Regions from separate parts of the Homo sapiens genome. Here region 2 is linked to region 1. Evidence: chromatin contacts called from ENCODE Hi-C or POLR2A ChIA-PET data. All regions are on one chromosome and are shown on one strand. Each heading gives the region's core, a stretch centred on a gene start or an enhancer-like site at or near the end of the contact. The rest is flanking DNA. Distances are from core to core; before and after follow the strand shown.

What was found. Hi-C counts contacts between places; a loop is a spot of excess contacts on that map. ChIA-PET counts read pairs that join two places held with the same protein, here RNA polymerase II (POLR2A). Pooled maps may share reads with other maps.
Region 2: a loop to region 1 is called in a pooled map, with 11 times the contacts of the local background. The contact joins the promoter of VAX1 here to the promoter of HMX2 in region 1. A Hi-C loop is called at or near these places in 5 of 50 pooled maps. POLR2A ChIA-PET finds 5 or more read pairs at or near these places in 2 of 52 experiments (Panc1 and activated CD4-positive, alpha-beta T cell).

What each region holds. Positions count from the first base shown.
Region 1 is chr10:123,144,227-123,149,441 of GRCh38, forward strand. HMX2 (H6 family homeobox 2) reads left to right here and starts at 3,910. Exons shown (of 2, transcript NM_005519.2): 1 at 3,910-4,420. The coding sequence starts at 4,153. RefSeq lists silencers at 3,780-4,099, 4,490-4,619.
Region 2 is chr10:117,134,881-117,140,247 of GRCh38, forward strand. It overlaps VAX1 (ventral anterior homeobox 1), which reads right to left and starts at 3,390. Exons shown (of 3, transcript NM_001112704.2): 1 at 2,936-3,390; 2 at 1,592-1,779. The coding sequence starts at 3,176. RefSeq lists an enhancer at 4,973-5,367.

The sequences.
Region 1 (5,215 bases), core at 2,660-5,159:
TGACTTTCTGTTTTCCAATAAATTACACAATTCATTTTCCAGCAGCAGATTACATAAATTGTACACCTCTGGGGCTCTCTTTTTCAAATAGGGAGCCCTTTTCCCCAAAAGCCTATTGTGAGATGTCATTTGCACCAAAGAACGAACAGCAGAGGCCCTTGAACGAAAATCGAAACATAATCAACGTTTATACTTAGAAAATTTATTGAGATCATTTTCTCTGGTATTTCCTTATTTTAAAGTTTGGACGCGCCATATATCATAATCCACTCGCGTGGGGGCGGGGGGGCAGACTGTGTTTAATATTTATCGAAGCTTGATTCCAAGATCAAACTTGTTTATGACTTCATCTGTCATTTCGGAGGGAGCCTTCTTCTATTACCCGGCTCAGCCAGCCTATTTCCCAACTGCCGCAGAGCAGAGAGGATCAATTTTTATTAGGATCCTCGGCAAGTTTGCTCTGGGCCGCTTTAATATTGAGCAGTGGCATAATCTCGGGACCTAAACTTTAAGCGTTCTTTCAGGCTCAGAAAGTTTATCATTCCTTGGAACCTGGTTATGCCTAATTCCTAGGAGAGGGAGACAGGGGGTCGATCCCAAAGATGCAGAGGGGCCATCCTCCAAGGTGTGGGTATTAAACTGAGTAGGATTGGGCGGAGCTATCCCAAGGCTAGGGAGGTGGGCGGGGTGTGGGATAGTACTGAGTTGAAGGATTGCCACTCGTTAGGGGAGAGACATGAGGTGTCTGTGGGTGGTGGTTCCAGGAACTGAGTGTTCCTGGGAGTGAGTTTTGTAGCTACACTGGGCCCAGGAGAGGGCGTCTGGGCCTCCGTGCTCCCGGTGAAGATCCCCATATGCTAGAAAGGGGCGGCAAGGAAGGTTGTTTCTTGTCCCTCCCGTCCTTGCGGTGTGACGGCTATAGGTGCTGGAGGGGCGGGAGGTCCCTCGGGCTATCAATCGAGGGGAGCTCAGGGGAACTGCAGTCAGTCAGGCTGCAGAGCTGGGTCTCCACCACAGCCTTCCTTGCCCCAGCCCCGTGCCCACCACCATCTCTTCCCTGGTAAAGTGCACGCACTAGTAGGAGCTCAGTGAACGTTTGCTGAATGAATGTGTGAGTGTGCGCAGGCGTTTATGCAAGTGCCTTCATGCGAATTAATGCGTCCTTTGCCGGGTGTGGCAGCAGAGGAAGTGCCTCGGTGAAGATCAGACCCTCGAAGCGATTAGAGGGACGGGACAGAGGAAATACAAGGCAAGATGGATCTTTTTGACTTCCCAAACTATCCCTAGGGGAAGGAGAGATAGGGACGCAAGGCTTCATAACTTCCTTGTTTAGAGTCCGCAAGCCAGGCTTCTTGCAAGGGTCGACTCCCCAGTCTCTCACTGTTTCAGGGCCTGGGAGTTGCTTTTCCGAGGCCCACTTCGAGGTCCCCTGATCTGACAGAGATCACTCCTTGGGCTCTTGCCCCACCCATATACCCGCCCCCGCCATCCCGAGTCAGCAGGATCCTCACAGTCTTCCCCGCAGCCATCCTCCAAGCTCAATGCCTGTGTCTGCTCCTCTCTCCCTCCTCCCAAATGTGATGTATTGGCAGTGGAACAACCTTGAGCACGAGTCTTGCTTTGTCTGCCTGGGCTAGTCTCTTGTTTTCTTGAGCCTCAGTTTCCCGGCCTGTACATTGAGTGAATAGATCTGTGTCACTTGTTTGCCATCAGGATTAAAGCGAAGAATGCTGGGGAGCTTCCAGCATGTTCCCCGCACGACATATTTACAGTTCAGGAAGGTTCGACCAACTTTCCCTGCCTGCCCCCAGCTTTCTTCCCCAGCGGGGTGGCTGGCACTGCTCCCCGAGTTAGCTGGCCAGTTCCCCTCGGGGCTGCCTTGACCCTGGCTCCGGAGGCAGCGCCTAGCTCAGGATGTCTGCGAGAAGCGGATGGTTAGTGAGAATCCGACGATTCTTTCGCTGAACCTCCCGCGTACCCCCCAACAGCGCGGGAGCACGCGGGACCCGCTGCGACGTGGCCCAGGAGCCTGCGCCGCCGCGGCGCAGAGGAGAACGCACAAATTGTATTTCAGCGCCAGGTCCTTCCGGGTTAATGAGCTGACACCATGATTAAAGCTGACCATTTGTAATGTGTCTCGACCCTGCCGCTGAGCCCTGAAGAGGTTAATGCGGTGACGGAGGCCGGCACCTGCCCCTCGCTGGCCTCCCGGGCCGCTGCGCGCACCCCCTGGCCCCCGCCCCCTCGCCTGCCCCTGCCCCGGCTGCGCGGCCGACTCCTAATCAATTAGCCCATTAACGAGCCCCTCGAGGAGTTAAGTAGGGAAGAGTTCTGCCACGGGCAGGGCCGCAGTCGGTAACTCACCGCGGCTAATGATATTATAAGCGCTTTACTTAATAACCCGGGCGCGGTGCAGGCGAGGAAGGAACTGCACAGTCATGCAGTGTCTGGACATTTGTGGGGACTGATTCCAGAGTCTCCACTCACCCTTGGCTGCACTTGGGGGGCACCCTAAAGACAGGGCTTCTGGAATCTCTTGGCCAAGAGGTCTAGAGGTCACAGCTTGAGGGGACGGGGTTGCCTGAGCACTTCGGGCCTTGCCTCACTTCAGTTTCCAGGAAGCTTGTGCAGACGACTGTGGCCCCAAACCGCTTTGCTTGGCTGGGCTAATTCTAGCTCGGGTAACAGCTGATCTAGGAATTAAAGGGGCGAGAGCCAGGGCACAGAAGGGGGCTATGAGAACACAGAGGGAATCACTATTTACTGAGCACCACGGTGTGCCAGGCTCGGTGCTGGGTAGTTTGACCTCACAACAGCCTCTGCGAGGGAGGCACTGCTTCCTCCAATTTTAGGAATAAAGAAACCGAGCCTCAGAATTTCCAAATGTCTTCCCCCAAGATCACCCAGCCGAGAATTGAGTCGAGTCTGCTCAATTCTAAAACCGAGTCCTGTCACCAGTTCCTTATCTTCTTCCTGGGAGTAAGGCGTCTATTTCTGCAGCAGTTCGGAAACCTTCAAAATTTACAAAACAAAAACACAGATTCGCTTAAAACACGGGTGGGCCATGGGCTACCCGGCCAGGTTTATGGAGTACCTACTATGCGCTGCTAGTGCTTCGAGGCTTTTAATCCCTACCTGAGGCAATCCGAGAAGTTATTTTCAACTATGAGGGCAGAGAGGCTTTAATCGGCATGAGTTGTGCAAGTTCATGCAGTGTGTAAATAGTTGTGCCGGAATTTGAACCCAGATCTCTTGACTAGAGGTCTTAGGGCTTCCTCCCTCCCCCTAAAGATTCTGTAGGTCCGTAGAACCTGTGACAGGGATGAGGTCTGCAGACGGGGAAGGGGAATGTCTGCTCCCAAGGCTCCTGGCCATGCTGGAGAGGATGAGCGTCCGCCTGGAGACGCCTGCTCCTAACCCACCTCACCCCCACGCAGGGCGCCACGGTCCCAGGAGTGCCGGCTTTGCCCGCCCACTGGGGCTAGAAGGGGTGGAGGGCTGGGGGAGGATGGTGGAGCAGCCTGTACAAGCCCCTGGGAGGCGCGGAGACCCGTCGCCTGCGGAGGCGTCGAGCCACTCCAGCTCCGAGTCCCGCACCGCCCCTGCCTCTGGAGAGAAGGGTCCAAGGGGTCCAAGGAGTCGGAGTTGCCGCAGCCGCCAGGAACCCGGGCTAGAATCTGCAGCTGCTTTCAGCCCTGGCTGCCCCTGGTTAGACGCCGCTGATGCCCGCCAGGCCCTCGGCGCGCTCTGGGGGCGCACCGGTGCTGTGTGCCTGGCCGGAGCGTTTTGAAATTTTCCGGGGCCGCTCGGCGGCGCTGCGATTGGCCGCGTTCGGGTAACCTCTATGCAAATGAGGCCGCGCCGCCTCCGCGCCGCCGGAGACCCGGCGAGTTGGCGGGCGAGGAAGGGGCATTTGCACCGGGGCTGGGCGGGCGCACCCAGAGCCAGGCGGGCAGGAACCCCTGCGCAGCCATCCGGTGCCTGCATGTCCCTGGCGCGGAAGGGACGCCTCACCAGCCTCGGCGCCCCCTCCCCCTAGATTTCCTCCCCGCCCCTCCCCACTGCCTGCCTGCTGCACCACCTTCCACCCAGATCACCCAGATCGTCTCTAAAGGGAGTTCTTGGTTTCCTTCGATTTCTTATGAACCCAGGATGGGCAGCAAAGAAGATGCGGGCAAGGGGTGTCCGGCGGCCGGTGGCGTCTCCAGCTTCACCATCCAGTCCATCCTGGGCGGGGGCCCCTCGGAGGCACCGCGGGAGCCCGTCGGCTGGCCAGCCAGGAAGCGCAGCCTGTCCGTGTCCTCGGAGGAGGAGGAGCCGGACGACGGCTGGAAGGCGCCCGCCTGCTTCTGCCCAGACCAGCACGGCCCTAAGGAGCAGGGCCCCAAGCACCATCCCCCCATCCCTTTTCCTTGCCTGGGTAAGGATCGCACGTCGCCAGTGTGGCAGCGAGCGAGCGCGAGGGGAGGGAGGCTGAGCGCCCCGCCAAGACTCCCGCGCCGGGCCCCCTCTGGCCAGAGCTGCGGCAGCCGGGGGTTCGGGACCGCGGGGAGAGGGGCGCGCACTGTGGTGCCTCCTCCGCCCGGTGGGCCCCTGGGAGCAGGCGAACACAGACCCGTGCCGGCTTGGGCTTCCTGGGGAAGGTTGAGTTGTTGAGAGAGTGGACCACAGCGAGAGGGACACGCGGCCGGCCTTACACCCGGCTGTCCTCAATCACTGCACATCTGGTACTTTCTTTCCGGACACGAGGTGGAGATCTGCAAGTCGGGTCTGGGCAGTCTGTCTCCACCGTAATCTCTTTCTGAGTCTTCTTCCTCACTCGCTCCGTATCTCTGCCTTTCTCTCTCTCTCCTCCTTGGAATGATTAGCACTCCAAGATGATTGACAATGGTGCATTTCAGAGACGGTTCCTCTTTACAACATTTGACGAAGGGGAGTCCTGCGTTAGTCCTTAGCGTGATTTCCAAACAAACGGCCTGTGAAATGATGCCACCCTATAAAGCTCGAGGAACTCTTCCAGCTCAATTACCACCAAGCAAATTCGCCTTTTAAAACCATGCTAATGTTTCCCCCTCCAGACCTCCTCTCCCTGTTGCCCCTGGCCCATTCATAAAGGTGGGAGCACAGAGACCCCATACTCCAAGTAGCTGGGTCCCTCTCTTGTCGCTTTTAAAGGACGGGGTGCTGGGTTTGGGGGGCCAGTGAGAGGGATAAG
Region 2 (5,367 bases), core at 2,140-4,639, 6.0 Mb before region 1:
ACCGGAAAGGGTTTCACTGGCTTCCGCGCTACCCCGCAGCGGTGTTTGGGGCTCACAGATGTGTGAATCAGTGCAGTCCCAAAGCCGGAATTTCCGGTGGAGGGTGTGAGGCCCTAGGGTGCGGGTGCGGTGAAGGAAGAGGGAAGAAGGAAGAGGGAAGTGGGAAGAGAGGCGGGGAGGGAGTATTGCCCAGCCTTTCTGGACCCAGGCCCCTGGCCCAATGCGCTCGGATTTAGTCCTAGAAGCACTACTCCTGGTGAAGGCTACAAAGGACCATTTCCTGCTTAAGACGTGACCATTAGCTAGCAGCAAGCAGGGAAAGTGGCTGCAGGAGAATAATATGTGCGGGAGACTTTATGTAGACCGAGATTTCTGCACCTCTTCTCACCAGATAGCTGCATTGAAGGGTCTGGTGATACTCTTAGTTTATCTCTCCACTGGTCTGAGTCATGAACTTGGAATCATGGGAGAAAGTCAGGAGGCTGAGGTGGATTGAATATTCCCCACTAACCTCCCCTCTCATTCTTCTGCCCCTCTGCAGGCCTAGCAGTGGCCCAGAAGAGTTTTGCAGCAATAGGCAAAGACTATCCTATCTAGATTTTATAAACTAAGAGGAGTAGTAGCAGAGAGAATAGAAAAAGCTACCATACCAACTCAAACTCAAAAAGAACACCCCTATCTGTTCTGTCAGTCCTCAGCTTTCAGCCCAGATCCCGGACCTAAAATGCTCTCCACCTGCTTCAGGGTTGGGCATGGGGAAAAGGATCAGTCTTCAGAAAGAAGGCTGCCGTAGCTAGGCCAAGCTGGTGACATGCCACTTGGCAAGTTCTTGGGTCCTCTCCTGGGCCCAGAGCCCACATGGCCAGCTCCAAGGGGCATCATATGGATTTAATGTAAAGGGAAAGATCTAAAGCACAATCAGCAGTACTGGCTTCTGGGTCCTAGATCTCCTTCCCATCACACACCTCACACATCACTGGCCCAGAAGACAGGGTCTCCTAGGTGCTCAGGGCTGGGGCCAGCTCAGAATGGGGAAAGCCTTCCTTTAAGGGTCAGGGCAGCCTGATCTGCACAGGCAGATCTCCAGGAGGGCGTACACCTAATTCCTGGGAATCACCCATGGTGCTGGGGCAGGGGGTGTTAGATCTAGCCTCACTCCTGTAGAATGGGCCTGGACGCTGAGTACAGCTGGGTGGGCCCACAAGGGGTGGGGCCTAGAAATCTAGCCAAAATGGGGTACCCCAAACAAGGGCAAAAGTCAGTTCTTTGTAGAGCAGAAGCTCGAAGGAAATGCTCAAAACCGGGGGACAATAAAAATTCCAAAAGGACAGGATTTGGGGCCTTCTGGGCCTAGGCCAAGGTGGATAAAACATGGGCCCTGGAGGATTTGGGGATGGCAGGAATGGTGGGGGGAAAGGATGTATTATCTAGGGGAAGGAATCCTTAGGCCTGTCTTACCCATCCTTCCCATCTCCTCCACCTCCCAAGGGTAGTTCTGTCCAGAGCAGGTTAGGAGGTGAAGAGCAGGCTAGGTAGGGGTGGTGGGGAGGAAGGCTGGTGCAGAACTGTGTGCGGCCTGGTCGCCGGGTACCTGGGTCTCGGAGAGGTTAAGCTGCCGGGCGAGCTCGGTCCTCTCGCGGCCCACCACGTACTGGCAGCGCTGGAACTCCATCTCCAGCCGATAGAGCTGCTCCGCGGTGAAGGACGTGCGCGTCCTCTTAGGCCGGTCCAAGTCCAGGCCCTTGGGCAGGATGATCTCTCGGATGGACCCCTTGGCATCTGGGGAAGGGGAGATGTCAGCCGCCAGAACCCTCCCGTCCCCCTCCACCTCCTTGGCCCGAGCTGGATTTGGGGACACAGTCCCCAGAAGCGTGCAGTTTTGGGGATGGGGGGCGGGGTGCGGAGCGCGACCACAACCAGGTAGCAAAGACACTGTGTGGAGGGCAAGGGGCCTAACTCCATACCGCTGACCGAAGGAGGGACCACACTTTGTCTTTTTGTAGAGTCCTCCAGACAGGGGAGAGAAAAAAATCCAATCAATTCCACATAGGCGGACGTTTCTTCCGGCCTGGGGGGGCCTCGGCTGAGCCTTCCGGGTCCCCTGTAGCCTGAGGGTACCCTTGTCGCCCCGCCCGGGTCCTGCGGGCCCCAGCTCTGGGCTTGCCGACCAGACCGTGATCCAGACGTCCCCACCCCCACCCTCGAGTCTCCTTCCCTCCGGAGTCCGCGCGGCGGAAGGAGGAGGGACTGAGTCGGGGCCGGCCGGGCCCGGAGATCTGCTGCTGGCTGGGGCGGCGCCGGGCCGGGGCCCGGCCTCGCAGCCTCCGCCGCCGGGGCTAAGTGCACGCCGCGCCATCCGAGAGCGGCAGAGCAGAGCACCAAAGCGGCAACCGCGGCTCCGTAACCAAGCCCAGCTGCCTCTCCCGGCGGCAGCGGTCGGGCACCGATCGCGGCCGTGGGGTCCTCGGCCCAGTGCACTAACTGGCAGGGCCGTAGCCCGCGATCGGCAGCTGTTCTCCGGGGCTCGCGTTCCCCCTTGGGTGCGCTCAGCCCTCCAGAGCGCGGGAGTCCCCTGGCCGGCTCCCGGCAGGTCGTCCGGCCCTTGGAGCGCGCACACCTCCTCCCGGAGTTTTCTGCTCCTTTCCCGGGTCGGAGGCCGCAGCCCGATGCCCGGCCGCACCCGCGCAGCCCCTCATCTCCCCCCGCAGCCCGGTCAGCGGGGCCCCTCCGGGCGTGGAGGGCCGAGGCCCCTGGAGAGCGCACCGGAGAGTCCCAGGCGCTTGTCCCCAGCCGGACTCGGGGCGGGGAGGGCCAACAACTTTCTCCCAAGTCCCAGCCGGCACTCCTTCCCACCGGCCTGTGTCGGCGGCAGCGCGCAGCTCCGGCCCCGGAGTCGACCCCAAAGAACGCGCCTGGCAGCCCTGCCCATCCCTACCTCGGACCAGGATCCGGCGGCAGTAATCCGGGTCCGCTGCGGAATTGGATTTACTTTTGTTACAATCCTCAGCAGCGCCCGACGCTGAGAAGGCGCCCTGCGGCTCCTTGAGGAAGGCGGCTGGGAGGTTCCCCTCCGCGCCCTTGCTCTCCCGACTCTCCTTGTGCGCGTTCTTCGAGACCCGGGCAGCCTCGGCGTCCGAGTGGCATCGAACGTCCATTTTGTCTGGTTTCCCGAACATAGGCAAGAACAACAACAAAAACAGAAAGGAAAAAAAAAGCAAAAAAAAAAAAAAGGGGGGGGGGCGGAGAAGGAAAAAAAAAAGAGGAAAAAGGGGACAAAACCCCCGACAACGCGGCCCGTACGCCCGGCCCGGCGACAGGCAAGGGGCAAGAATGAATGTCCCCGCGGGGAGGCTTCGGCGGCCGCGCGCGGGTCAGCGGCGACGGGAGAGTGGCGCGCTCGCCGAGAGGCGGCCAGTCTGGTCCAGGATCCTGGTGGAGCTGCGGCGAGGCCGCCTCGTCAGCACCCGCGTCCTCTGAGCACGTCCAGTGTCCCCAGCCTGGCGATCAGGTAGCGAACAGCGCAACTCCGAAATGCTGCGGCTCCCGCCTGTTTCTGAGACGGCGAGTTGTAGTTGTCCGACACCCGGGGGGACGCACACTCGCTGTTGCAATTGATTACGGGTAATTTCGCAGCCCCCACGTTTCGGTTACCTCATGAATACACTAAATTGTTTGGATAATATATCAGATCGTAATGGATGGTTTCTGTCCTTGTCCCCAATCAAGTAGGGGTTTAGCCAGTGAATAAACGGAAATGATTGGTCTTGCTTTCAGGAAACACACAATCAAAGACCCACACTTCCAGAAAAACTTTTGACAAGATTCATCCTGAATTGTTAGTACCATTAGCAGGCATTATTAACTTTCCTTTTGCCTTTGACCCTCCTGCTCACATACTGGCTAGAGGGGTTTTCTCCACACTCGCCAGATAGAGCTGAATGAGGGTTGGGCGGCGGGGGGGTGTGGGGGGAGAAAAAAAAAACCCTGCGCACCCTGCGGCAGAAGAAAGCAGTTGTCTGGGAGTGGGGGATGGGGGACAGAGCGGGGGGAGAAAGTTTTCCCAAAAAGTATCTCCCTTGCACTCTAAAAAAGCCAAGATTTTCCCCTAAACAACTCCTTCTTAACACACCTCGACGCAGACAGCCATCTTAAACTGCCACCTCTCTTCATTTAGTTCCAGTTGGATTTTTTCATGCCTGCACCTCCAGCAGCCCTGAGGCAGCCCATTCAAAGGGCAGCTTTGTACTCAGAGTCCAGCAGGAGAGAGAGGGGGAGAGGGAGAGACGGCCGAGAAATCTCAACTGTGAGATCTGCTTCAAAAAAAAAAAAAAAAAGTTTTCCCCTAGCTATTTCATTGTCTCTGCTACAATATCTTTGAGAAAAGCAACAGCCAGTAATCCAATAAGAGCATTGATTAGGCTACAATGATTCAATTCAAGCGCATGGCCTTGTGCAAGGAGCATGCTCCAGCCCTTCTCGTCACCTTGCCGGGGCAGAAGCCCTCTCCACGCCGCTCTCCCCATTCATTCCTTTATGGGAAATGCGGAGCAAAAGGAGTGAAAGATGGCAATTATCTAATTGGACTATTAACAAACAGTCCTCTGAGTGCGGCGGTCTGGCGTGGCTCCTGGGCGGGGGAAGGGCCGTGTTCCCTGCCCTCATTCACAAAGAGTGCAGGGGCCGGGGAGGAAAGGGGTTTTTTAAAGGGGGTGGGTGGGGGGAGAGGAGAGGTGGGAGGTTTGGCTGAGAATTTTTCCACACAATTCCAAGAATGGGGCGGAGGCGGGGGGAGGGGAGGGGGTTGGGGAGGGGGTCGCGGCGAGCGGGTGGGAGGAAGGCCGGGAGGGGGAGGGGTGCGAGTGTGTGTGGCGGGCCCCTAGGGGCTCCAGCTCGCAGCGACGCGCGCACCGTCCGCACCTCCCGCCCCGCCGCCACCTCCCCTGCCTCCGCCGCCACCCCGCGGGACCCCTCTACCGTCCCAAGCCAGGAGGGGGCCCCCTGAGCGGGGTCTTTCGCGCTGTCCACCCAGCCACCCCTCCAGCCACTTAGGGGCACCCAGGTTTGGCCCAGCTCCGGAGGGCATCTCTGGCCCTGCAGGCCGACATCAGGCTTCCACTTTAGTTGACTGGGCGGAGCGGTGGAACTGTCCCGAGCTACTCTCCGCAGGGCGGCGGGTTTCCAGGGTCCCCAGCGGGCTGATCGCCCCTCAGCCCGGCTTCGCTGCGCACGCTGCCCTCGAAGTCCGACGCCGACTGGGCGCCCGGGGAAAGTGCCTTTGATTACGAGCTCTGCTCCGGCGGGTTGGTGAGGCGGGTGGGAGCAGAGACGGGTAAGAGGGGTAAGGGACTTTGCGGCCACCCTGTTCTG